Linked DNA regions of Homo sapiens: all the other regions are linked to region 1. Evidence: chromatin loops called from intact Hi-C (ENCODE). Cell type or tissue: heart left ventricle. All regions are shown on one strand. Region 1 overlaps EEFSEC (eukaryotic elongation factor, selenocysteine-tRNA specific). Region 2 overlaps EEFSEC (eukaryotic elongation factor, selenocysteine-tRNA specific). Region 3 overlaps EEFSEC (eukaryotic elongation factor, selenocysteine-tRNA specific).

What was found. Hi-C counts contacts between places; a loop is a spot of excess contacts. Peaks named below come from ENCODE experiments on the same cell type or tissue, not always from the same donor. Only the 100,000 strongest peaks of a DNase experiment are listed, where the experiment ranks them.
Region 2: it touches region 1 in a loop (2.5-fold over the local background); 7 of 110 quality-filtered maps call a loop at or near these places.
Region 3: a loop joins it to region 1, with 2.9 times the contacts of the local background. A loop is called at or near these places in 4 of 110 quality-filtered maps.

Annotation. Positions count from the first base shown.
Region 1 is chr3:128,363,160-128,371,159 of GRCh38, forward strand. All of the region lies in intron 6 of EEFSEC (eukaryotic elongation factor, selenocysteine-tRNA specific), which reads left to right. Among named protein-coding and RNA genes, the nearest start is that of DNAJB8-AS1, 96 kb to the right of the region's middle. RefSeq lists an enhancer at 5,683-6,183. In heart left ventricle, no CTCF peak of the experiment used is centred here; a DNase peak (open chromatin) is centred at 3,262; H3K27ac peaks cover 4,751 bases.
Region 2 is chr3:128,307,062-128,315,061 of GRCh38, forward strand. All of the region lies in intron 4 of EEFSEC (eukaryotic elongation factor, selenocysteine-tRNA specific), which reads left to right. Among named protein-coding and RNA genes, the nearest start is that of DNAJB8-AS1, 150 kb to the right of the region's middle. In heart left ventricle, a CTCF peak has its summit at 159 (motif pointing right); a DNase peak (open chromatin) is centred at 4,470; H3K27ac peaks cover 2,094 bases.
Region 3 is chr3:128,294,288-128,302,287 of GRCh38, forward strand. The region is part of intron 4 of EEFSEC (eukaryotic elongation factor, selenocysteine-tRNA specific); the gene reads left to right. Among named protein-coding and RNA genes, the nearest start is that of EEFSEC, 140 kb to the left of the region's middle. In heart left ventricle, no CTCF peak of the experiment used is centred here; no DNase peak of the experiment used is centred here; H3K27ac peaks cover 2,582 bases.

The DNA of each region.
Region 1 (8,000 bases):
GGCAGTGCAGTTGCTGGTGTTCCCATTGCAACAAGCACCTCGTTTCACTGCACAAGCAGACCATTTCAAACCGCTCTGCTGCATGCCAGGGCTAGGATAGTCTGTGCCCAGGGAGGTGTGCCACAGAGGTGGGCACTCAGCGCAAGAAAGCCAGAACAAAGCAGACACTTGGGCAAAGGTAGCAAACATCCACACCTGAGATTCGAACCCAGAGCACCTCACTCTCAACCACTCTGCTCGAGACTCCCCACACCATGATGCCTTATAGGCAGGGCTGGGGGTGAGGCACTGAAGTGTATCTCCCTTCCTCAGGGTATGCGGGAGAAGGGAAGGGTTGGTCATTCAGCTCAGTGGGCCCTTGGACAGAGGGCCTGAAATGACTACCCTATGGCCCCTGGGAAGAGGGAGTCAGGAAAGCCACTTCTGCTCACCTCTGAAGAGGGTCCTGAGGAGGGCTCCTGGGCCATCCTGCACCCAATGCTGCCCCTGTGCCCACCCCCAGGGCTGCAGGGGCTGTGACTCTGAATTATGCCCATCAGTGTGCCATGCAGAAGGGGATGGATTTACATGGAATAGGAAGTGTTGCTTGCATGAATGAATAAATGAAGGAGTTTGGTGGAATAGACTGGACTGGAATGAACAAATGAATGTACCCAGGCCCACGAGGGCCACTCTCAGCTCTGTTTTCTGCAGCCTCACAGTGGAGGCCAAACAGCCTGGTGCTTTGTGTGCTACAGGCTTCCCCAGAACCTCAGCAATGCGGGCAGACACCAACCTCATCAGACTCCCTCAGAAGCTGCTGCCTAGGAACAGAGCTTGGGGGAGGGCTCGAGTTTCCTGATCTTTAAAACAAGGGGGCCAGGCACAGTGGCTCACCCCTGTAATCTCAGCACTCTGGGAGGCCGAGGCAAGAGAATTGCTTGAAGCCAGGAGTTTAAGACCAGCCTGGGCAGCAAAGCGAGACCCCATCCCTACAAAAATGTAAATAAATTAATCAATCCAGGGTTTGCCAGTCCATTTAGCTCGGCAAACTTAGTTGAGGCTTAGGGCTCGGGCGGGGGATACTGAGATCCTTCTCAGAGTCCTGTCCCAAGGTGCTTTCCCTGTGGGACAGGCAGAGACATGAGCAGCCATTCACAGTCAGCATGGCAAGTGGCCACTGGGACGTGTGGCTGGGAATGGGGGAAAGTGGCCATCCTGAGAGGAGGGCCAGAGCAAGCTTCCTGGAGGAGTAGCCTTCTGAGCAGAAGGGCGAGCGGGGAGCAGAAGGCTGCATAGAGAGCTAGAATCAGATGTGTGATGTTCGCTAGAACCCTGTGGCCAGTGGTCAGTCCAGCCTCATGGCCAGGGTCAGGAAAAGGCCAGGACAGTGGAAAGACCATGGGATGGGGAGTCGGGAACCTGGCCCTCATACCTGCCCTGAGCTCCAGTTCCTTCGCCTACACAGTGGGCATGTGAATTCTCAGACTGCCCCTCCAGGGCCTCTTCCAGCCTCATTCATCTACTGCTGACTCTGCCAGTGCTCAAGCCACTCCTCTGTGGAGTGCACCTGACCCCCAGGCCCTGCAGCACTGCTGTGGGGATGCACTGGCAGGAAGCAGGGGCTGGGAAGGCCAAGAGCACCTCCCAAACCCTGTCCCGGAGCTGCCATTTAGTCTAGCCCTCCACAGCCTGCATGGCAGCGTGGCCCCAACCCACAGGTGAGGAAACAGGCCCTTTGCTCACATCTACACTGCTAGTAAGTGAATGGGCCAGAGTTCTCTGTCTGCCCCAGGGAGATCGAGCAGAGGGGCCAGCAGGAGTAAGTGGGCACAGCATACCTGCTGCTGAGGGCAGTGCCAGCCCTGCCAGCTGGCTCTGCTCCCTTAGCCCTGCAGCCTTCTCCCAGGACTCTGGGGTTCCAGCTGGTAGCCCGTGGCCCCTGTGCTGAATCAGGTGTCTCAGGGCTCAGCATGGTATCCCATCCCATCCTCCTCTGTCCCTCATCACAATTTATTGGGCCCTCCGTGTACAGACCTGTCTAGGTGCTGGAGGGGGTCAGAGGTGAAACAAGGCCTGGGTGGGGAGGGGGCTCCCTGAGTGGATGGAGAGCCCTGGGCCAACACCCAGTGGGACAACTCCTCTGTGAACCACTCTCTGGTTTAGGAGAGGGACGGGTCAGACGAGGCCAAGGTTGCAGGGGCCGCTGGGCTAGTTACCTGGAGGGTCTCCTGGGGCATCCCAGGCTCCCTTCTGATTGGGACCAGCCACTTTCCAGTCTGTGCTTCAGCTTCTTCAGTGCTAACCCAGAGCTAGTCATTCTGATTTCCAGGAAGGCTGAAAATTTAATCATAGAATCCCTGGAGAGGACTGCCTATAGTATCCACTTACGGCAGGGGCTCCCTAAGTGGTGGCTGGAATTGTGTGCTGTGTGCACCCACCCCTCACCTGCCAGCCCTTCCTCTTGGTGGGGTAGCTCACATGTCCACTGAGGGCCTCACTTTATCCTCCCACCCATGCCCTGTCCCTACCACAGAGCACTGGGAAACGATGCCTGTAGGAGCCCCGGTGCTGCATTCATGCCAGGCTGCTTCACAGGAGATTAACCAGCCACCTTTCAAGCAGGGATTGGCTGTGCCACAAGGACCTCTCCAATTTATTGACCCTGGAAAGCACTTTGCATGGTCAAAAACAAGGATTATACCTTTCCCTCCTGATTGAAAACAGAAGCCAAATCATAGAGGCATCCCCCAGATGCCCCGCTTTGCCTCAGCCGTTGGATGGCCAATGTCTCTCCCGGGACCAGTACAGGGCAGAGCAGCAAGTGCTTCAGCTCAGCCCAGAAGCTGATGCACCTCTCTGTTGACCAGGCAACAGATTGTCAGGGGCTCTCAGACCCAGGTTCACAAGGTGGCAGATTTGTCAGGGCCTAAGTCCCAGAAGCTCTATTTGCTAGAAATATGGGTCATTTAGTATGGACTGGGCCAGGCCTGCAGGAGTTGGGGACACACCCCTTCAGTGGTTTTGGGGGACCAGTGTGTTGGTGAGGTCCCAGGCAAGTAACTCTAAGAATAGAAACTATGGTTCTAAGAAATGGCCAGGGGCATTGGTCCATATGGGCTGGTGACCAGAAGGAATGGAATTGGCCTGGGTGACTTGTAGCATGAGGGCCTACAGCCATCCGGAGGGTAGCAGGCAGGGCCTGAGGCTGAGACAATGTCAGCAGTACAATCAGCTGCTGCCCATGCCCTGTGCCAGGCAGCACGCCCTTGTGTAGTCTGACCACTCAATCCTGCCAGCAGCCCAGGGAAACCAGGCTGTCATCACCCCAGTTCTGCAGAGGAGGAAATCAGACCAACCCCAGTGCCCTGGCAGTCAGCCTGAGGGCACAGAGGAGGAGGAGGAGGAGCAGGAGCTGGGGTCCTGATTTTCAAGGTCAGAGACAGGAGGGCTCTGGCCTCACACAGTCACTCTGACTTTAGCTAGCTCTTCTTTACCAAGCACTGACTCTTGTGTGTGGAAAGTATTTTTCTGGTATCAGACATAGTGTTGGGTTCTGGGCACATGGCTCAAACAAGACACAGTCCCTGCACCCCGGGAGTTCACAGCTAATCACCCCTCTGTTCAACAGTGTGCTTTTGAGCCCCTGTTATGTGTCATCCTTGTGTTGGGTTCTAGAAAGACCACAGTGAGCCACAGCCCACATGACCCCTGAGCTCATGGGGCTGTTGGGTTGGTGTACTAGTCAACTCGGGCTATCATAACAGAATACCACAGACGCGGTGGCTTAAACAATAGGCATTCATTTCCTGTCAGTTCTGGAGCCTGGAAGTCCAAGATCAAGGTGTCTGCAGGGTGGGTTTCTCCTGCAGCCTCTCTCTTGGCTTGCAGACGGCTGCCTTCTCCCTGTGTCCTCACATGGCTGTCCCTCTGTGCGTGTCTGTGTCCCAACCTCTATTTTGAAGGACATTAGTCAGTTTGGTTTAGAACTCAACCTAAAGACCTCATTTCATCTTAATTACACCTTTAAAGGCCCTGCCTCCAAATACAGTCCCATTCTAAAGTCTGGGGGTTAGGATTCCAGTATATGAATTTGAAGGGACACAGTTCAGCCTGTAACAGTTAGGATGCTGGCACTGGCAGACTTTCTCCTGAGCATTTGTGTATTGGCAGCCACATGCATGCTGTGCACAGAAGGTGCACAATGCCATGAGATCTTACAGTAGGACCCCAACCGAGTCTGGGCTTGGGAAGGCTTCCTTCGGAAGTGGCATTGCACTGGGGTCTGAGGACAAATTGGAGTCTCAGTGCCCCTGGAGGTGAGGGTGCCACAGTGGTGCTGCTCAGGCTATTCCTGCTGGCCCTGAGTATCACCTCCGCATCGAACCAGCCACCTGCTGTGTGGACTCCTGTGCCTGTAAGCAAGAGCCACATCCTGTTTCCACAAGGCCTACCTCAGGGATGCCGTGAGACTGCAACATTGCTGCACCCCTACTTAGGCTGCCGATTATGGACTTATGTCCCCTTCCCACCTTACAGGGAGAGAGACAGCCTTGAAACCAGACCCAGAGATGAGTGAAGCACCACAGTTGGTGCTGTGGCCCCACTGCCTGCCTGGCCATATCACTGGCTCCATCAGCCCTCCAAAGAAACCAGCTCTACAATAAGACTCCCTTTTCCTGTCACCCATTTCATCTGGAATGCCAAGCAGTTCTGCACTGGTGACGCGTGCTGACTCCAGCTCAGGCTAGGGCTCTGCTGAAAAGCTGCCTCCTGCGATCACTTGCCTAATGGTTCTTCCTCCCACCACCCACTGGGAGAGCCGTGCCTCAGGAATTCCATGGGGCCAGTCACATGGCCTGATGCCCTTGGGCTGGGCCAGGATGGTGCTGCCACAGCCTAGATCCTGGGTGTAGCCCCTTGCACAAGGTCAGCTGGAGTGTGTCCTGTCTCCAGCTACAGCCAGTCACAGCAGATGGTGGTTGCATTTGGCACAGAAGTACAGTCCACAGGCTGAGTGCAGTGGCTCACACCTGTAATCCCTATGCCTGGGGAGGCTGAGGCAAGCGGATCACCTGAGGTCAGGAGTTGGAGACCAGACTGGCCAATGTGGCAAAACCCCATCTCTAATAAAAATTTAAAAATTAGCTGGGCATAGTGGTTACACACCTGTAGTCCCAGCTACTCGGGAGGCTGAGGCAGGAGAATTGCTTGAACCTGGGAGATGGAGGTTACAGTGAGCCAGGAGATTGCGCCACTGCACTCCAGCCTGGGTGACAGAGCGAGACTCCATCTCCAAAAAAAACAAAAAAAAAAAAACAAAAAAAGAAGTACAGTCCACAACACACACAAGAAATGAAGTTTTCTGTGTTTTAAGAAAGAGGAGTTTTAAAAAACAATAAACAACAATGACAACTGCGCATGTTAAAATCACTCCCTGGATGTGGTAGCTCAGCTGAGCCTTGCTGGTCAGGGCCACTTCCCGGAAGCTTTCTCACTGTTGCTAATCCTTCTGAAGGGCCTGGGTCAGCTCACTGCCTTTGGAGCCCTCGGTTTTCATCTGATAAAATGGGGGTAACAATCCTGTCTTGAAGGACTGTGAGGAGTAAACCAGTGTGCAAGGATGCCCAGCATGTTGCAGGCGTTGGGAGTGGGCTGCCAGCCCCTTCCCTCATCTGCCTGCACCGCATGAGCCTGACACGTGCCGGAGTCCAGGCCTGAAAACCCAAGGGGCTGGGCCCCCTGAGCTCCATGCCCGTATTGCTGGGCTGTAGCACAGCCACGGTGGCATTACCACTTCCAATTTTTCAAGAAAGCCTGGATATCTGTATTTTTACATGAAATCTTCCCATTCTCAGTTGGGCCACAATGTGTGGTCTCTGTGTTGGCACCAGGTCCTTAATGTGCCGTCTCTTCCTCCTGCTGCAGCCTTCAAGAGGAGGCCATCGCCCTGTTTCTCCCAAAGGCACTGTGAGGCTCAGAGGAGCTAGATGACTGGCCCACCAGACCCTGAAGTTCCCAATGGAAGTGGACATCACCCATGGTTCCACTTAGCTGGGAGGCTTCTGGAAACTCAGCATAGAGCAAAAGTGAAAACACATCCTGGTGCCAAAGGGACAGGACACGATGAGCCCTGAGGTTGTGGATATTGTTATGTTCCCATAAATAACAGGCCCTCAGACAATGGGCTGTGAGGCTGTGTGTTCCTCTGGGGTTTGAAATGAAACTGGCTTTCTTCTCTTTTAAAATGTGCTCTCTCCAACCATCCAGCTGCTCTGTTTGGAGCAGATTCTGGGGCAACCCCAATAACCTGTCCTTGGGATTTCATTAGCACCACCAGCCAGCTGCCTGGAAAGTAGCCCCTGCCAGGACCAAATTAACTTTTACTGAGAGACATTGGCAGGGCTGGTATTGTGCACACTTGGCATTTTCAGCCCACACTGGGATGTGGGTAGCAGGGTACCTTCAAAGAACAAGAGCTTCGGAGGCAGCCAGACCTGTGTTGGAATCCTGGCTAGAATGCTACCCTTTCTGAAAATCCCAGTTTCCTCATCAGTAAGGTGGGTTATCTTGAGGACTTTCCCTCCTAGCTTTTTAAATAATTTCAAACATACTGAAGAGTGGAAAGCTTATTGAGCAGTGTTGCTCCCTTGGCTTCAACAATTGCTCCGTGTTGTCTTGTCTGCTTTGTTTGTGCGCCGAGCCGACTGAGGGTTCCTCCTGGTGCTGCTGCTGTGCCTGCACCCTCAGCACATGTCCCCGAGGAACAAGGACATTCTCCTGCAGAACCACAACGCAGTTACCACTGGAGAAATGTGACATTGATGCCACATTGTCTAGGATACAGTCCATTTTCAGATTCCCCAACTGTCGCAATAGTGTCTTAGGAAGTTTTCCATGCTTGAGGAGTCAGTGAAAGGTGGCACCTGCGCTCAGTGCTGCCACCAATAGTTTTACAACACTGATGTTTTTGAAGAGCCCAGGTTGGTTGTTTCCCAGTGCACTCTTTGGGTCTGTCTGATATTTCTTCATGACTGGGTTCAGGCTGTGCATTTTTGGAAGGAATTCTACAGAGGTGATTTCGGGGCCTTAGTGTGTCCTATCCGGATGTCTGCCCATCATAGGCAATGCTAGGTTTGACCACTAGTGAAGGTGGTTGTTAGGAGGTTCAATGAGGTGATGAAGACAGAGCCCAGGCCCAGAGATAGCTGTGTGGAGGGAGTGCAGCGGCCCACACTCACCACCGGTATCATAGCTCAGCAGCTGTGCCCCATGCAGGATGCCTCTGTGGCCTGGGAGGAGGGGCACCAGCAGGTCCCTTGGGAAGTTACAGTAAAGGCCCCGGTCTGGCAGCAGTGAGGCAGAGCTGACTCTCTGGAGCCAGATCTAGGGATATCCTACCCCTCTCCCATATCCCCATGGGGCTAAGCCAGGGCCTGTGGAGGGAGGAGAGGAGCTGCTACTTCCCCCAAAGCCTTCTCTTTCTCCCTCTCCCCGACCACCCACCCTCTCTCCCCAGCCCAGCTCTGTTTCAGCCATTGCCCCTCTCCCTGTGACCAGCATCAGACCTGAGCACAGAGGACTGGCTCTAGGCCCATCCCAGGGGGCACCGTTTGGGTGGAGATGTTACAGAAAGGAGCAAGCACTATAGTAGGGGCCCTACAGGGCTTTGGAGAAAGAGCATGGAGTGACTGCTCCCTTCCAGAGTGAAGGTGGGAAGTTTTACCGATGCAGTGAGGCTTGAGCTTGTCTTGAAGGTGAGGAGATTTCCCCAGGGAGAAAAGGGAGGAAGGGTGTTCAGGACAGAAGGAACAGAGTGTGCTAGGGCACAGAGGATGGAAAGAGTGGCATATTCTGGGAATATGGAATAGAAACTAATATTCATTGCTTGTTAAAATGAGTAGGACATTGTTCTAAGTGTTGTATATGTTATTAACTCCTTTGATATATATAAAATGATGGTTTTGGAGCAGTTTTTTTTTTAAAAGCAATGGAATTCTTTGTTTTTTCACCCGAAGTCT
Region 2 (8,000 bases), 56 kb before region 1:
CAGTCTTCTCACCAGTACGTCCTACCTGCCCCACCTTCCCAGAATGAGAGCAGCTCTGCTGCTGGGTGTGGGGCCTGGCCACACATGGGGCCTTGCCTGCCCCTGCCCTCTCCAAGCTTTTCCCAAGGCTGGCAGGCACCCTCTGAGCACTGTTTCTAGCCTCAGCTCCATGTGACAGTCAGAGACAGCAGATGGAGCCAAAGACTTGGAGAAAAATGACACCCAGTTCAGAGTCCATGTTCCCTGGGGCCCAGACCCCAGTGTTGAATGTGGAGGAAAGGGCTTGGTTTATTGTTGGGGGTGGAGATTAGCAGGGGCTTTTCTTGTACCCTCTCCCTGTGGTGATTATGTCTAGGTATCAGTGAGGAAGAGGGACCCAGCGGGGCCCAGCTAGCATGAAAACTTCCTGGAAGTTAAGGCCTGGCTCCCACAGGGTGCCTGATGAGCCTTTATAAAATATCTAGAGGCATACCCTATGTCCACTTGGTCTCTATTCCTCCAGGCCTGTGGTTCCAGTAGGGGTTCAGCGAATATTGGCTGGATGAACTGGGCAAAGTATTGACTGAGCTGCTTTATTCGCAACAAGAACAGACAGGAAAGTGTATTTAGACTGACTCCTGCAGCATCTGGCACTGGGCATTAAGAGAAATAGTGCTCAGCCTGTGCACACATTGGGCAGGGTATCAGTCCAGCTGCAATACTTTCACCTGTGTGAGTGGGGCCATCACTAAGTCTCCTAGGGTCTTCTCTGTAAAGTGGAGATGATGCTGACTGTGGAGTTGGCCCTGACCTTGTGCCATTTTCAAGGATGATGAAGATGCTTTTGATTGTGCGCTCTCCCTGTAGGCCTCTCCTGGGCTTTGTGGCAGGCGAGAGCACATGCTTGTTGGAGCTCTGTGAGGCCCAGGCAGTGCCTGGTTCCCTGGGGTCACCTGGGCATAACAGTGCCCATCTTGTCAGTTGAACTGTGTGGCTAAGGGTGAAAGACTAAGTAGTTGGAACTCACGGCAACTTGCACACATGCTCTGCGCCCACAGTTAAGTATAGTTGGAAAAGTGGTGCTCTCAGCAGTGACCTCAGTCTCTGTCATTCAGACCCAGGAGTGGGTCTCAGAAGAGGCTGGAGGCCAAGCTTGGCCGTAGCTCTGCTCTTATTATATGATGCCCAGTGGCCCAGGTTCCTGACCACTCAGACTGGAAGAGCCAAGTCATCCTGGCAGGGGCCAAGGCTCTGACCTCAGTCCTTCTTGGTGCCAGCTTAGTGTGTGTGCCAGGCTGGATTGGATGTGTCAGGGGAGGGGGAATTGGGAGAAGACATAGCTTTCCTTGAGTACCTACTGTGTGCCACGTGCTGAGCTAGGCTCTCCAAGTACTAATTTCTGATCCTCTCAGGAATCTTCCAAAGCTGGGACTCTTATCCCCTCTTTGCAGCTGGAAAAACTGAAGCCAAATGCCATTTAATCGCACAGCTATTGAGTGAGAACCAGTAAGCCAGTCCCCCAAAACCTAAGCTTTACCCCTCATGCCAATAGCTTTTAAACATTTTTAGCTAAAGAACTTGAATATCAAATTTTATGAAGAATCCCCACAAATACAACCTATAGAAAGGGAGCCAGTCTGGCTGAAATGCAAATGGGTGACTTGGGCCCTTCTGTTCCTGCCCCTCCTCACACCTATGGCAGCCCCAGGACTCCCTGGGAACACAAGGCTCCTTGGAATCCAGTTTGGAAATGGGTCCTGTGCCCTAGAACCATGGATGGGAGAGCTCAAGACACCGCCCCTGCTGTCTGCAGGTGCATAGAGCCGGAGCTTTAGCTTCCCCGTCTGTGAAATGGAGCTGCTGATCCCTGTCTTGCAGCCTGCTAAAGAGAGTCCGTGAGGTGTGTTTGTTTTGTTTTGTGTTTTGTTCTTTTGAACTGAAAATTGAGGTGTTTCAACTATGGTTGAGAACCTACTGGCTGCCAGATAGTCAACTAGGTGTTTGTACGCATGATCTCATTCGGAAAGACTGCCTTCGCCCATGAGCAAGAGTGTGAAAGTGAAGGTTTATTTGTTCACGAGAGGGTGATGGAACAGCTTGTCACAAACTGTAAGTGTAGTCCTGGCACATGGCTTGGAGAGGACCTGAATTCCGGTGGGTGGCTGTGGAAGTGGAGAGGAAGAGCTGACAGAGACTCTGCCCTGAACAGCTGTCAGCACCTGGTGGAGACTGAGCAGGTGCAAAGAGGGCAGAGGGGAGGCGATAGCTGAGAGAGGGCCAGCTGGCGTTTGGAGTTAGAGGAAGAAATGGGAAAGGAGGAAGCCTAGAGCAGGAAAATCAAGGATAATGTCCTTTCTGGATGAGAGGGGTCAGCGCACAGAGGCTAGAGAGAAGAGAGAGGCCCCTGCTGCTGTCTGCTGAACGCTTACTGGGGCCATGTACATAACCAGTGTACCCAATGAGTAGGACCTAAGCCTTTATTTTCAGATGGGGAAACTGAGGTTCAAAGGAGAAACTTTTACCAGTAAGTAAAAGACCATCGGTTCTGGCCATAAGTCATGGTGACTTTAGCTGTGAAGATTCAAATTAGAGGATGCTGGCAGAGGGTGAAAGCAAGCTGAGAAAGGCTAATGCCTAGGGAGTGAGGCATAAGTCAGAATCACTTGGGAGTTTTGTGCCCAGCCAGAGAAACCCCTACTCCTTCAGGTGTGGAGCTTCTGGAAACTCTTCTCTACTCAAGAAGGGCAGAGGTGCTTTGCAGGAAGGGCCTGGACACACCGATTCTTGGCGCCCACTCTGGGGCCTCAGAGTTCCCCACTCTCCTGACCTAGCCTGGCTTGGCCTGCTGAGGTGCTGGATGCCACACTCTGTGATCTTATTCAAATGTCAGCTTTTCCTAGCATTAACATCCATTGACCCATTTAAAATAGACACACTTGGAGAAGGAAATCAAAAAGCAAAACAAAGGAGCAGTTGCTTTTCCAATCACATACACCTTGTGCAGCTTAATGAAGTCATAACAGAACCAAAGGCAGGTGCGGTATCTGTGCTTTTCAGGGAGAAAAGCAGGTGTCACCATTATCATCTGGATGCCCTTTGGCCACAGCATTTTTAGACCATCTGAGGCACTGCCAAGAATATTCCTGTGGCTTAGTGATGAGCCTTTTGGCAAGGTTAGGAAATTAGAACTCACCTTAGTTGTGTATTTAATTAAGGGTAGGGAGAAAGTCACAGGATTTCCTTTTTCTCTCCTTTCCCTCTGGAAGCAAGGGGCCACATACAACCATCTCCGCATCTTTCAGCTTTGACTGCTCCTGCCCCGTAATCTTGACTCCTGGAGGTTGTGGCTTTTACTCACTCTCTTAGTTTGGCTTCTTGAGAGTTTCTAAAATTGTACAAGGTCATAGCCAAGAGATTGCCTCTTAGCAACCTCGTGCCAGTGGCCTTGCGCCTATCCCCTGGTCTCCCACACTTACAGGAGGCCCACAGAGAGAGTCATGCTGCTGTTTTCTTTGTAGGCACACAACAGAACAGTGTTTTCCAACCTTTTCCTCATAATCACTGTACAGATAGACTGTATCATGACCCAATGCACATGCAGGTGGAGAAAGTGAAAGGCTTTACAAAATAGTATCCTTACCTCCTGACTTCCATTGCATTGCATTCTACTCCAATTTTTTATTTTCCTTTTCACTTGAAAACCACTGGTCTTAATGCACTGCATTGCCACCTCAGTTTGGAAACCTGCAGTAGTGCTCAGGCTCTGGAGGTCAGGCCCCTGTGCTCTGCTGCCCCACCCTGCCCACCTGGCAAGCAGGTCTGGAGGCCTCTGTCCCTCAGCTGGTCTCAGCAGTACTGGCTGCAGGTGACTATTACAGTGGCAGTGGCTGGGGAGGCCTTCTATTGATGCAACATTCTGTGTGGGGAAAGGCCCACTTGATAAAACTGTTTGGTTTTACTTAAAAGGAGTGTAGGTGAGGAAACAAACTACACAACAATGTGAATGAACTGGAAAAGTAAGAAAAGATAATGCAGGTGATATCCTTCTAAGAAAATTTTTAAAATTAAAATTCAGATTTAGACCAATGTGTTTTAGAAAAGGACTAACCATGAGATTCCCTCTAATTGCATGGTCTCCTCATTCATTGAAAATGTAGTTATTTTTACAGAAATCTGACCTTTCTGCAATTTTCAACTGTGGACCCATGTGAAGTGTAACTAATTCTCCTTTCACAGCATTCACCTTCCTCTTCGGTAATGCTGAGCCCCATTCTGGGTCTGCCATTTTACTACAGAGGAGAGAATTTGAAAGGTGGTCAGAAGAAGCATGGACATGTTAAATGTTTGGAAACCAGATTCCTGTAGGGAAGGAGGGAAGGATTTTAGCTCCACAGTTGTGTTCTGAGTGCCAGCTAATGGGGCTAGCCCTCTACGTCCCACTAAAAGCCTGCATGGTCCCGTGACCTTCAGGGCACAGCTCCAAACTTGAAGTGTGTGGCTGGCAGCCTGTCTTCCTCTGCAGCCATGCATGGGGAGCTTCAGGCCCACGGAGCTAGTTTGGTTCCCTGTCCAGCAGCTGCCTTGTCCTTTCAGGCTTCGGTAGCACTCTTTCTTTTGTGACCTGGGGCCAAGGACTTCACCTTTCTGTGCCTCCATCTCTTTTCAGAGTGTTTCTGAGCATACATTGATTATTCATGTGCTTGGAGTGGGCACTCAGGAGTGTTCCTTGTTGTTTTGCAAGGGACGCCCTTTCCAGCCCTGACCATTTGAAACACTCTTAGAAATATTTCAAAATCCAGCTCTTACGTCCCACCTCTTCCTGGGAGCTGCATCTGTCCTGAGGATGGAGTTGAGCTCTGCTCCTTATCATAGCCCAGTCACCCCTCTTCCCGCTTGACTCTGTGCTGCTTAAGAGAAGGCTCCCAACCTCTCTATGTTGGAATCCCCAGCACCTAGTACCGTGCCTGGCCCACAGTCAGTGCTCATCAATGCTGATTTGTCCCTGAATTCACATGAGGGATAAGAAAAGCTTCATCCCATTTCCACCTCTGATGGATTGGCTGTACCGTCAAGAGTTCCATGTTGAGAAGATTCTGAGACAGAACTTGAGAAAGGGAAAGACCCCACTATGTGGCAGATACAAAGCCAAGCATTTTACATGCCTTTTCTTCTGATTTAACCCTAGACAACCCTGTGAAGTAGGGACTGTTATCATCTCTCTCTGAGATGAGAGAACCAGAGCTCCTGAGTTACACAGAAGTGGGCAGTGCTGGGTCTCAGACAGGCAGGGTCCCCGCTGCTGCCCCAAGCACCTGGACCTAGGCCAGCTCTCTCTCCTGGAGTTTTGGTCCTGTCCAACTGCTGGCTACTTCCATGCGCAGAGGATGGAGTAGCGGGATCCCACCGCCTTTGTGTCACCAGACTGCGCTGGAATAGGGGAGCCTTTGTTTGGTGTGGGCACCCACCGGGGTTCAGAATACCAGTGTTTAGAAGAGGCTCCGCCTTCACCCTCCAAGGAAGGACAGAGGCGTCCATGGTTGTTGAAAAGCGGAATGTTCCCGCTAATGAGAAACAGTTGAGAGATGGGTGGGCCACCATCCTTGTGGCAGGCCCTGTGTCCTGACCTGCTTGTCAAGGTACAGATGACAGGCAGGGCTACAGCAGGTGTGGCTTCCTCTAGCTGGATTGGCAAAGGGACCTGGGCCAGGCTGTGGGGAGGAGGGAGAAGGCCCTCTGCAATTTTTCTTTTCTCTTCCCTTTTCTTTTCCTTAACCATTTAGCTGTATCTTTTAGTAAAAGAATACCCAGAAGACAGTTTTTCTGCATTACCATATATAGAAAATTCTAAACTTCTAGAAAGAGATAGTTCCCTGGGAAGATGGTCTGGTTTGAGGGTGAGCATTAACTTTGGACTCATACAGCCCTTGGTTAAAGTCTAGGGTTACCATTTCTTGGCGGTGTGAACTTGGTCAAGTCAAGTAGCCTCCGTAGGTCTCAGCCCCCTTGTCTGTAAGTTATTTCCATGCCATAGCATTGTGATGAGGATGACCATGGGAAGCACCTGGGATGTTGTAGAATCTGGGTAGAAACTGGTTTTTCCTATTCCTGCCAGCTCTTGGAAAAGGCTACATCCTGGCTCTCCCAGCCAGTTGATAGTGTGCCTCTCCCTGAAAGAGAAATTGATGTCTCCTGCCAACATCCAATTGGGGGAGTCCAGGAAAAGGGCAGTTGTCTGGGTAACCATTTGTGAAAGCCAAGGACAGGGCAAAATGGAGATGCAAGGAAGGGTTTATCCTCCTGGCAACAGGGTTGCACTCATGTTTCTGGTCGATGCAGCTTTGTGCTTCTTGCCTTTCCATGCCATGTGGGAGCCACGGGTGGCATGTTGCATTCAGTTAGTGACCAGGCTGCATCTTCAGAGCCCAGGCATCCCTGTCACCATCTAAGCTAGTTGGTCAGCCAGCCAGGTCTGGCAGGTAGGCCTCCCACTCCCAGAGTCTATGGATGCCACACCCAGGACTCAGGCATGAGGAGGTCCACTTTGGGAACCTGACTTCACCGCTGCCTGGTAACGGGGCTTTGGCAAGTCAGGCTCTTGGCATCTCCATTTTTAACAGGGCACTTGTAACCAGGACATCCTCATGAGCACAGCAGAGAACTGTTCCCGGGCTCTCATGAGATGTGTGAGAAGGCCCCTCATGTGGACATATATGAATGTAGCACATTTTTGTTAGTTTACTTTGAAAAGGTAATACTGGCAGATGGTTAAAAAGGCAAAAGATGCCAAGGTTATGCAGTGATTAGAGTTAAGTCTCCCTGACAACCCCCTGTCTTGGGTCCCTGGTCTCTCCCTCCTAGGCAGCCACTGCTGCTGCCATTCTGGTGATAACCTCTGCATGTGGAAGCTTATGTATCTCCCCCTGTTTCTTACACCAGGCCCTACCCAGTGTGCTACCCCTTGCTTTTATCTCCTCCACTCTAGATGCAAGATGGTTCTACATCTGTACATGTGGATGTCTGTTTAGCCTCTGCCTAGGAATCTACCGTAAGGACATGCTGCTCTCTCTCTCCCTCTCATTGAGGCATAGAGTAGTTGTTTGGAGAGCACGTTAACCAACTGTTGGTAAGAACAGCTGTGTGTATCCTGTCTGCTTTGAGGTTTCAGTGGCTCAATGTCCTTGAGAGCAGTTTTTAGGGAGTTATCCAGAAAATGTTTAGCAAATAAGGAACTCTTTCTTTTTTCTCTCTGGTGCAGGATTTCTGAAGCTCAACATTGTTGACATTTTATTTTATTATTTTATTTATATTTATTTTATTTTTTGAGACAGAGTCTTACTCCATCACCCAGGCTGGAGTGCCATGGTGGAATCTCTGCTCACTGCAACCTCCGCCTCCCAGGTTCAAGCTATTCTTGTGCCTAAGCCTCCTGATTAGTTGGGATTACAGGTGTGCACCACCACACCTGGCTCATTTTTGTCGTTTTTGTAGAGATAGGGTTTTGCCATGTTGGCCAGGCTGGTCTTGAACTCCTGGCCTCAAGTGATCCTTCCACCTGTGCCTCCCAAAGTGTTGGTATTACAGGCATCAGCCATTGCTCCCAGCCTGTTGACATTTTTCTACCTGATAATTTTTTGCTATGAAGGCTGTCCTGGGCATTGTAGGATGTTTAGAAACATCCCTGTCTGTACCCAGTAGATATCTATAACACCCCCACCCACCATGTGACGACCAAAAATGTATCCAGGTCCAGACATTGCCAACTTTCCCAGAGGTGGGGGAGTCACCCCAGGTTGAGAACCACTGCTCCAGTGGGATTTGGAAGAGCTGAGCAGTGCTGTGCACAAATGTGTAGCTCTGGAGTTTAGTCCTGGGGCAGACCTGTAGCTGAGAAGGCAGGGATGGGGGTCGCCTGGAGCCATCAACATCCACACCACCTGCTCTTCAGGGCTGCTTCCTAATGTGCCTTTGGGAAGCCAATGTCTCTCCCTAACACACACACAGGAGCCCACACTTACATCAAA
Region 3 (8,000 bases), 69 kb before region 1:
ATAGAGTTTGCTGACCCTGTTAGGGGCTGACAGTTGAAGTACATACAGGAAGACCTGCCTCTTCCTGAAAGTTTGTTCTGGGAAGGGGAATTTAGAGGGGAAAAGTGAATTAAGTTCTATCATATCTGAGTGTTCTTAAAATGTCAGCTATTGAGCCTCTAGAAATGACACATAAATTCTCTGCTAGGCACAACAGGTAAAGGAGAGTTTCAGAAGTTGTGCCAAGTGCCCCCTCTGGACTGAGCAGCAGGGCCCCAGACCTAAGTCAGACACTGGCTCCACCATCAGAACTCATGACCTTGTGGGACAGAGAGAGCCAAGGAAGTAGAGCACCTGTACACTGGGGGCACTTGAGATAGGGAGGGACCCCAAGGGAGGGTCTGGTTGGCTTTCTTGGAGACATGGAGGGCTCTGAGAAGAAAGAAATAGGTTTACTAAGTGGAAAAGGTAAGGGGAGGGTATTCCCATCAGAGGAAACAGCATATGCAAGGATTGGAAGATGCCATTCCAGACAGTTGGAATGGCAGACTGTTCTGATATTTGACATTTTTGTTCGAATTAGAATTGTCATGAAACAAAAACAGAAACACATCATACCTCCAATGTGTGTTGCTGCCATTTTGATGAACTATCAATCTCTTGCATGTACCTCCAGGCCTCTGCTGTGCCTGTCAGGGAGGGCTGTCCCCATGATGCCTGGGAAAATGGCTATGTCTCTGCCAGCCACAGACCAGCATGGGACATTTCGCTGGCTGCACCATGTGTGGTGTTTGTCCGTTGCTGGAATGTGCTCAGTTGAGGGGAATTGTTTCATTTGGTCATCCAGGCTCAGGTGAAACAAAAAGAGGCCAATGCAAAAAGCTGCAGCTGATTCCAGGCACCCCCAAAATGTTTTCTACTCAACACTGGCAGCAGTGCGATGTCCCCTCAGCCCTGCCTTTGGTGGTGTCCAACTACAGGAGCTGGATGGCCCTCTGGCTGCCTCTTGGGGCCTGGGAAGCAAAGGAAGCAAGTTCAAATCTGTCACCTGTTTGTAGTTTTCATAATTTTTGATTTGGCATTTTGATCAGTCTGTTTTTGGTCAAGGAAATGCATCCGTATCTCATAACAGGAAACCCCTTTTGTGATCTTTACTTCAAGGCATTTTTCTGTACTTCCCCCTACTTTTTTTTTTTTTTTTTTTTTTTGCTGGCAAATATACAGACCTAGTATGATATGTGTGTCTTATTAAAAGTTCAACATAATTCATTGCCATTGGTTTGTTTACAAAATAAACAATTCCAGGGCCTTCCAACAATTGAGGCTCCTTTTTTTTTTTTTTTTTTAAATCTTCCTTGGGGCTGGAACTGTGGTGAGAAGATGGAGAAGGACCCAAGTTTGGGAGAAGTCACGTGGTTCCATGCCTGCTTCCTGCCAGAGTCCCAAGCAGGTGACCCAGCAGTCAGCTGGGGAGGCAGACACCCCAGCATGGCCTGGACCCTGCTCTCCTCATTTATGTGAGGGTCTCAGTGGGGTGGTGGGAACCCAGGAAATTCTTGAACCTTCCTCAGCCCATTCATCCTCCTGCCCAGAGTCCCCATGGGAAGTATGTGCATAGGCACTAGCAGAAAAGCAAAAAAGGAATGCTTTCCAGCGTGATGTGGTGGGTTTGGTCCCCAGCCCCAGCCTCAGCTCTTGTGACTGAGTGACCTATAGGGCAGCTTTAACCTTTCCCCTGAGAAAGCACATGTTACCATGGTCCAGAAATCACCCGCTCATCCCAGAAGAGATGGAAGGATAGAGAGTGAGAGATTATCCAGGCCCTGGTACTGGGAGCTGAGCTTGCCTGGCTGCCTTTGGTGGGAGAGGGCCCTGGCAGAGCATGAGATTTCATCATCCTGAGCCCACACTAGGATGTCCCGATGTTGGAATACCCTAAAAGCTCTTCTCTTGGAAAACGTAATCCACGTAGGATCTTGAAATATGACCAGCAGGATGGGGCTTCCTGTCCCTGGTATGCAGAAAGGGTGAGTGGAGGCAGGAGGAAGGATGGTGTCTGAGCTGGCCACCCCATGTAGCTAACACAGTCCAATGCCACTCTGTCCTCATCCTGGCCACCCATAAGCCTTTCTTGTCTCCTCTTTCCCTTCCTACCAAGTCCAGCATTTGCAAGCCATCCTGATGCTGGCCCTTGCTTTTCTCTGTAGCCTCAGCTTTTCTCATTCTTCTACTGATAAAGCAAACTGTAGTTCTCCTGTTTTCTCAGCATACTCACCTTCATGGCCATGCACAGACCTGCAGGGCCTGTGTCTCCTCGTCATCCGCACAGGGGTATATCCATGTGGGCACCTCAGGAGGCAGCTCGAAGGTTACCTCCTCACTGACCTTCCTGCCCTCCACGCTACACACATATGCCCCTCCGTCTGTCTCTCTGGCATGTGACTACCACTGTGACCTTGCTGCAGTTATCCATTGGCCTTTGTGCCCCTGAGATGGCCTGAAAGACACGATTTGGATTTGTCCCAGTTGGCATAGGTGTGGCTTACAGTCAGTACTCTGCGTGTGTTGGCCAGAAGGCCCCCAGTGGCAGTCAGGTGGTTGTGATCTTGGAGTGGGGTAGAGGAATTGTAGCCAATGCTATTCCAATGCTAGCCAATACCAAAGCTGCACCTCATGCTCTACATCACACAGGGAGGGACCTCTGGAGTCCCAGAGGTTTGGCAAAGCTCCCTGCAGTCTTTCTGTTAAGAGTAAATAAAGAAGCATGATATCTGAGGTGGTGAGTACCCACTGATGAGTTAGTAGCATAGAGCTGGCCTCCGTCCTCTTGGGAGACCATAGGCACATACCAGGGATGAACAGCATGTAAGAATCAGGGGTGCCAACTTGGGCCTGAGAGGGAGGGGTGGTCAGGGAGATGTGTACAGGGAACACCAACTGAAGGCCCCGGTCCCCCAAGGGAGGACAGCTTGTGAGGGCTCACCGAAGGAACACAGGAGAAGTCTAGCCGAGGATTTATGCTTACCCTTCTCTTGATTACCATCAAGTGTGATGATAACTTTCGGAGAACTGGCTCTACCAGTGCCCCTTTCTTTATTTGTGGATTGAGCCCCTGAACCTCACTGCTGTAGTTTCCTTTGTGGAAGGAGAGATTAAAGAACCTTCCAAACTTCCTGTGGGTCAAGATGCCATCAGGAGGAAAGGAGCTGGTGTGGGAAAGCCCAGCCCAATCCCAGCTATGAGAGCAGTGTCTGGTTGTGGAACTCTGGCACACACCCTTCTGTGGACCCCACGGTCATGCTGAGTTCTGCATTACTCCACATGTCCCAGAGCTTCCTGCCTCATTCTCATGTCTCGGATAGCCTCATGGGAGGGCTCCAGCAGAGCTTTGAGTCTTGTGCAGCCTGCCCTTGATTCTGGGCTCCAGTTGCATGCCTTGTTCCCACTGGCTCTCCCATGCTAAAAATTAGATATTTTTTGAAAAATTGAAAATATCAACATGTTGTTATAAAATTAGGCACTTTTTTGCCTAAGCTACTCTCACCACACTCCTAAATCTTAGGTTCAAACTAGGTAGTTGTCTCAATTTTGCTGAAATAGTCCATTGGCTCCTGGCCAATCCTGCTGACTTCTCCAAGTACTTCCTGGATGCCTCTGGGGCACACATTGCTGCAGTCCAGGAGCTGAAGCCAGTCAGTAGGCCCTGGGACAGCCAAGGAGGGTGCATCACATGTGCCCTCAGGCAGGGAGTGGGAATCCTCCCAGTTTACAGCAATATTTTGCCAGATAAGCTGACACAGGCTTCAAGAAATCACCTTTTCCCCTTGGAACAAATGGGGGCATATGCCTGGATCATCTTCTCTTACTCCCTTGTGCCAGTCTATGACACCACTGTTTTTTGTTTTTTGCTTTTCTGAGACAGGGTCTCTGTCACTCATGCTGGAATACAGTGGCGCCATCAGCCTCAACCTCCCCAGCTCAAGCGATCTTCCTACCTCAGCCTCCTGAGTAGGTGGAACCACAGGCATGCACCACCATGCCCAGCTGATTTTAAAGTTTTTTATAGAGATGGGGTCTGCATGTGTTGCCCAGGCTGGTCTCAAACTCTTGGGCTCAAGCAATCCTTCTGCCTCAGCCTCCCAAAGTGCTAGGATTACAGGCATGAGCCACCACACCTGGCCATTTTTTAAAATAGATACATAATAGTTGTACATATTTGGGGGCACATATGATATTTTGATACATTCATGCAGTGTGTAATGATCAAATTAAGGTAATTGGGGTATCTATCACCTCAAACATTTGTCTTTTCTTTATATTAGGAGCATTCCAGTTCTTCTAGCTACTTTGAACTATACAATACATTATTGTTAACTATATAGTCAGCCTACTGTACGTTAGAACACTAGATCTTATTCCTTCTGTCTAACTCTGTAACAATTAACCAACCTCTCTTTATCCCATCCCCCTGCCCACCAGCCTTTGGTAACCACCAATCCACTCTCTACCTCCATGAGACCCACTTCCCCACATTTGAGTGAGAACATATGGTATTTGTCTTCTGGTGCTTGGCTAATTTCACTTAACATAATGGCCTCTAGTTCCATCCATGATGCTGCAGATGACAAGATTTCATTCTTTTTTATGGCTGAATAGTATTCCATTGAGTACATATAGCACATTTTCTTTATTCATTTATCTCTCAGTGGGTACTTAGGTTGATTCCATATCTTGGCTGTTGTGAATAGTGCTGCAGTAAACATGGAAGTGCAGATATCTGTTTGATATACTGATTTCCTTTCTTTTGGGTATATACCCAGCAGTGGGATTGCTGGGTCATATAGTACTTCTATTTTTACTTTTTTGAGGAACCTCCATACTGTTTTCCATAGGAGCCGTATCAATCTAAATTCCCACCAACAGTGTACTAGCATTCCCCTTTCTCCACATCCTCACCAGTATCCATTACTTTTTGTCTTTTTGATTAAAGCCATTTTAACTAGGGTGAGGTGGTAACTCATTGTCGTTTGGATTTGCATTTCCCTGATGATTCGTAAAGTTGAGCATTTTTTCATATACCTGATGGCCATTTGTGTGCTTCCTTTAGAGAAATTTATTCAGGTCTTTTGCCCATTATTCATCAGATTATTTATGTGTTTTTGTTTGTTTGTTTGTTTTTTGCTATTAAGTTGAGTTCCTTATACAGTCTGGTTATTAATCCCTTGTCAGATGGATAGCCTGCAAATATTTTCTAGTCACCACTGTTTTCTGGCTTGTAGCATGTGCTCAGGAACTACTTGTTGAGTGCTCTGTGAAGACAAAAATATTTTGATGTCCATGACCACCTGACACATGGGGAAGGCCTGGAGGAAGGCATGGGAAACCCAGAGCACAGACCTGGGTTCAGGTCCAGGCCAACAGCTGACTCCCTTGTGTGTTCTTGGTCCTGTTCAGCTCTATGAGCTTTACTTCCCTCAGCCCTAACATGAGGATTATAAGTAATACCTGCTCCTCAGAGATGACCACGTATTTCATAAACCTTAGCCTTCTTCTTCGTTGCTTTCATAGAGTTACTGTGAGGATTAAATCAGAAAAGGCAAAAATGTCAGGAGCACCTCGTGCACTCTTGAGGTGTGATCCAAGTCCTGGGGTGGTTCCTGTGTGTCCTGATTGTGGCCCTGACTTTGGCTCTGCCCCTTTCCCAGCATGTAAGCCCTGTGGCTTTCTTTGGTTTGGGGTCTGGGCCTGGGCAGGGGTTTTCTTCCCCAGGTGATGTTCACTGGTGGTAGTCAGCTCCCCGGCAGAGCAGACCCCCAGCTTGGAAAAGGAGCATGTGTTCTTCCCAAGTCTGGGTGTGCTAGAACTGGCCTAGAGATTCTGGAACAGCTGTTCTGGCCACCTCCCCAGCTGCCTTTCTCTTTGTCCCAGAATTTCCCCCATCTTAACTTCTTTCTTTCATCTCCCATTCTTGACTCCAGCACTGTAAGCAGGAATCTGGCCTTTTATCTCATTCTTGGATCTTGATAGGCTGGAATGATGGTAAAAAGCCAATGCGGGCCAGGCGAGGTGGCTCACGCCTGTAATCGCAGCACTTAGGGAGGCTGAGGTGGGTGGATCACGAGGTCAAGAGATCGAGGCCAACATGGTGAAACCCTGTCTCTACTAAAAATACAAAAATTAGCTAGGCGTGGTGGCACGCACCTGTAGTCCCAGCTACTCAGGAGGCTGAGGCAGGAGAATCACTCCAGCTTGGTGACAGAGCAAGACTCTGTCTGAAAAAAAAAAAAAAAAAAAAAGGCCAGTGTGATGAAATATACTATTAATATATTATTAATGGCAATCATGTTAGTTTTCTATTTTTATTTCTGTTCCCATGGCTTCTACAATAAATTACCACTAAGTTTTTGGTACCACTAATTTAGTAGCTTAAAACAACACATACATATGTATAGACTATGTGCATTGAAGAAATAATCCTAATGCAATATGAAAAATAAAACTTTCATACCTTTCAGTACCTTTTTCCCAGAAGTTTGACAATTTGAAAATTTACTCTTCCAGATAATTCCTGTGCATGTATAAGCATAAATAGATACTTAGTGTTTTTTAAACAAGTAGGACTATACTGTGCTTATTGTTCTATGCTTGGGTATTTTTTTTTGCATGTTTCTTGCATATGCCTAAATTATTTTATCTTATTGTCTATTTAAGCTGATTTCAGGTTTTTGTACTTGATCATTATAGTTAAATAGGGATAAATGTAAAATTCTTTATCCTCAAACAAGCTCCATCGATGGAGAAGAACCTATCAGCACAAGTGGTAATGTGGTTATTTGCACTCTCCAGCTCCAGGCTAGAGCATGTGATATGTGCAATGTTCCGTCCTGGGGGGGTCATGCTTTAAAGGGGTCTTTGCTGAGTTGAAGCAGCCAGTGAAGCCGTGGAGACTTGCCAGTGGTGGTGAAAGGTTACATAACTGGGAGGCCCCGCAGCTGCACCCATGCAGCTCCTCCGGTGTGCACGCTTGTTCCAGCTCTTCCTTTTACCTGGGCAGCTCCTACCCATATGTAAAAAGGCTTGGTGTACATCTCACTTCCCCTGTGAAGCCTGATCATGCCTAGGCTGTGAACCTCTCCTGGGCCTGGGGCTCTGCACATGGGCGGGACACAGGGTGGGCTGCAGAACTGAAATGTGGTGAACCGGTCAGGGACTTTACTGGTGCAAGTCACAGAAAGTCTAACTGGCCCTCAGTAAGTGGTTCCCAGGAGGCCATCAGGATGTCAAGGGGAGGCAGGTGTTGGACTCCAGGCCTGCTAAACGTACTCTCAGAGACTCAGAACTGTTCACCCCCTACCTGTCCAGTGTCCTCCTTAGGCACCTCTTCCTTCTGTCCTTTTCCCTAGTGGCAACTTTGTTTCTCTCCTGGAGCTGTGGAGTTACTCTTGACAGACTGGAGGGGAGAAGTCCTGAGGGGTGAGCCTGGGAATGGGGCAGGAGGAAAGAGACTGGTGTGCAGAAGGGACTTACACATGTCGCAACATTTAATGAGGAGGGGTAGAGCAGCAGTTCCTGGGAGAAAGAACTCCCATGGGGGGCAGGAAATGAGGCTCAGTGGAAGACCCCACTGGGAAGCTGGCAGGCAGACCAGTGTGGTCAGGCCATGCAGAAGGGACCTGGGGGGCTACTCAAAGTTACCTAATGGAGTGAAGATGAATTTTTCTCATTGAAGTGGAAAAACTGCTGATTTTTATCAGGGCAAGTTGGTTAGAGTGTTAGTTAAACCATCTGTCAAAGCTCATTTAGTTGTCAAAATTAAATCATTTTCCTCCACTTCCTAGTGGATTGGTTATAATGATAACTTTCTTGGCATGACATTTATCATCTTGGTCCAAAGGCAGTCGGGGGTATGGGGCTGGGAAGAGGGCAGGAATGTAATGCATAGAGTGATACGCCTGTTCCTTTTGTGGTAGAAAGATGCTATTTTAATACTGTTTAATTTTTATTATCACTTATAATATTAG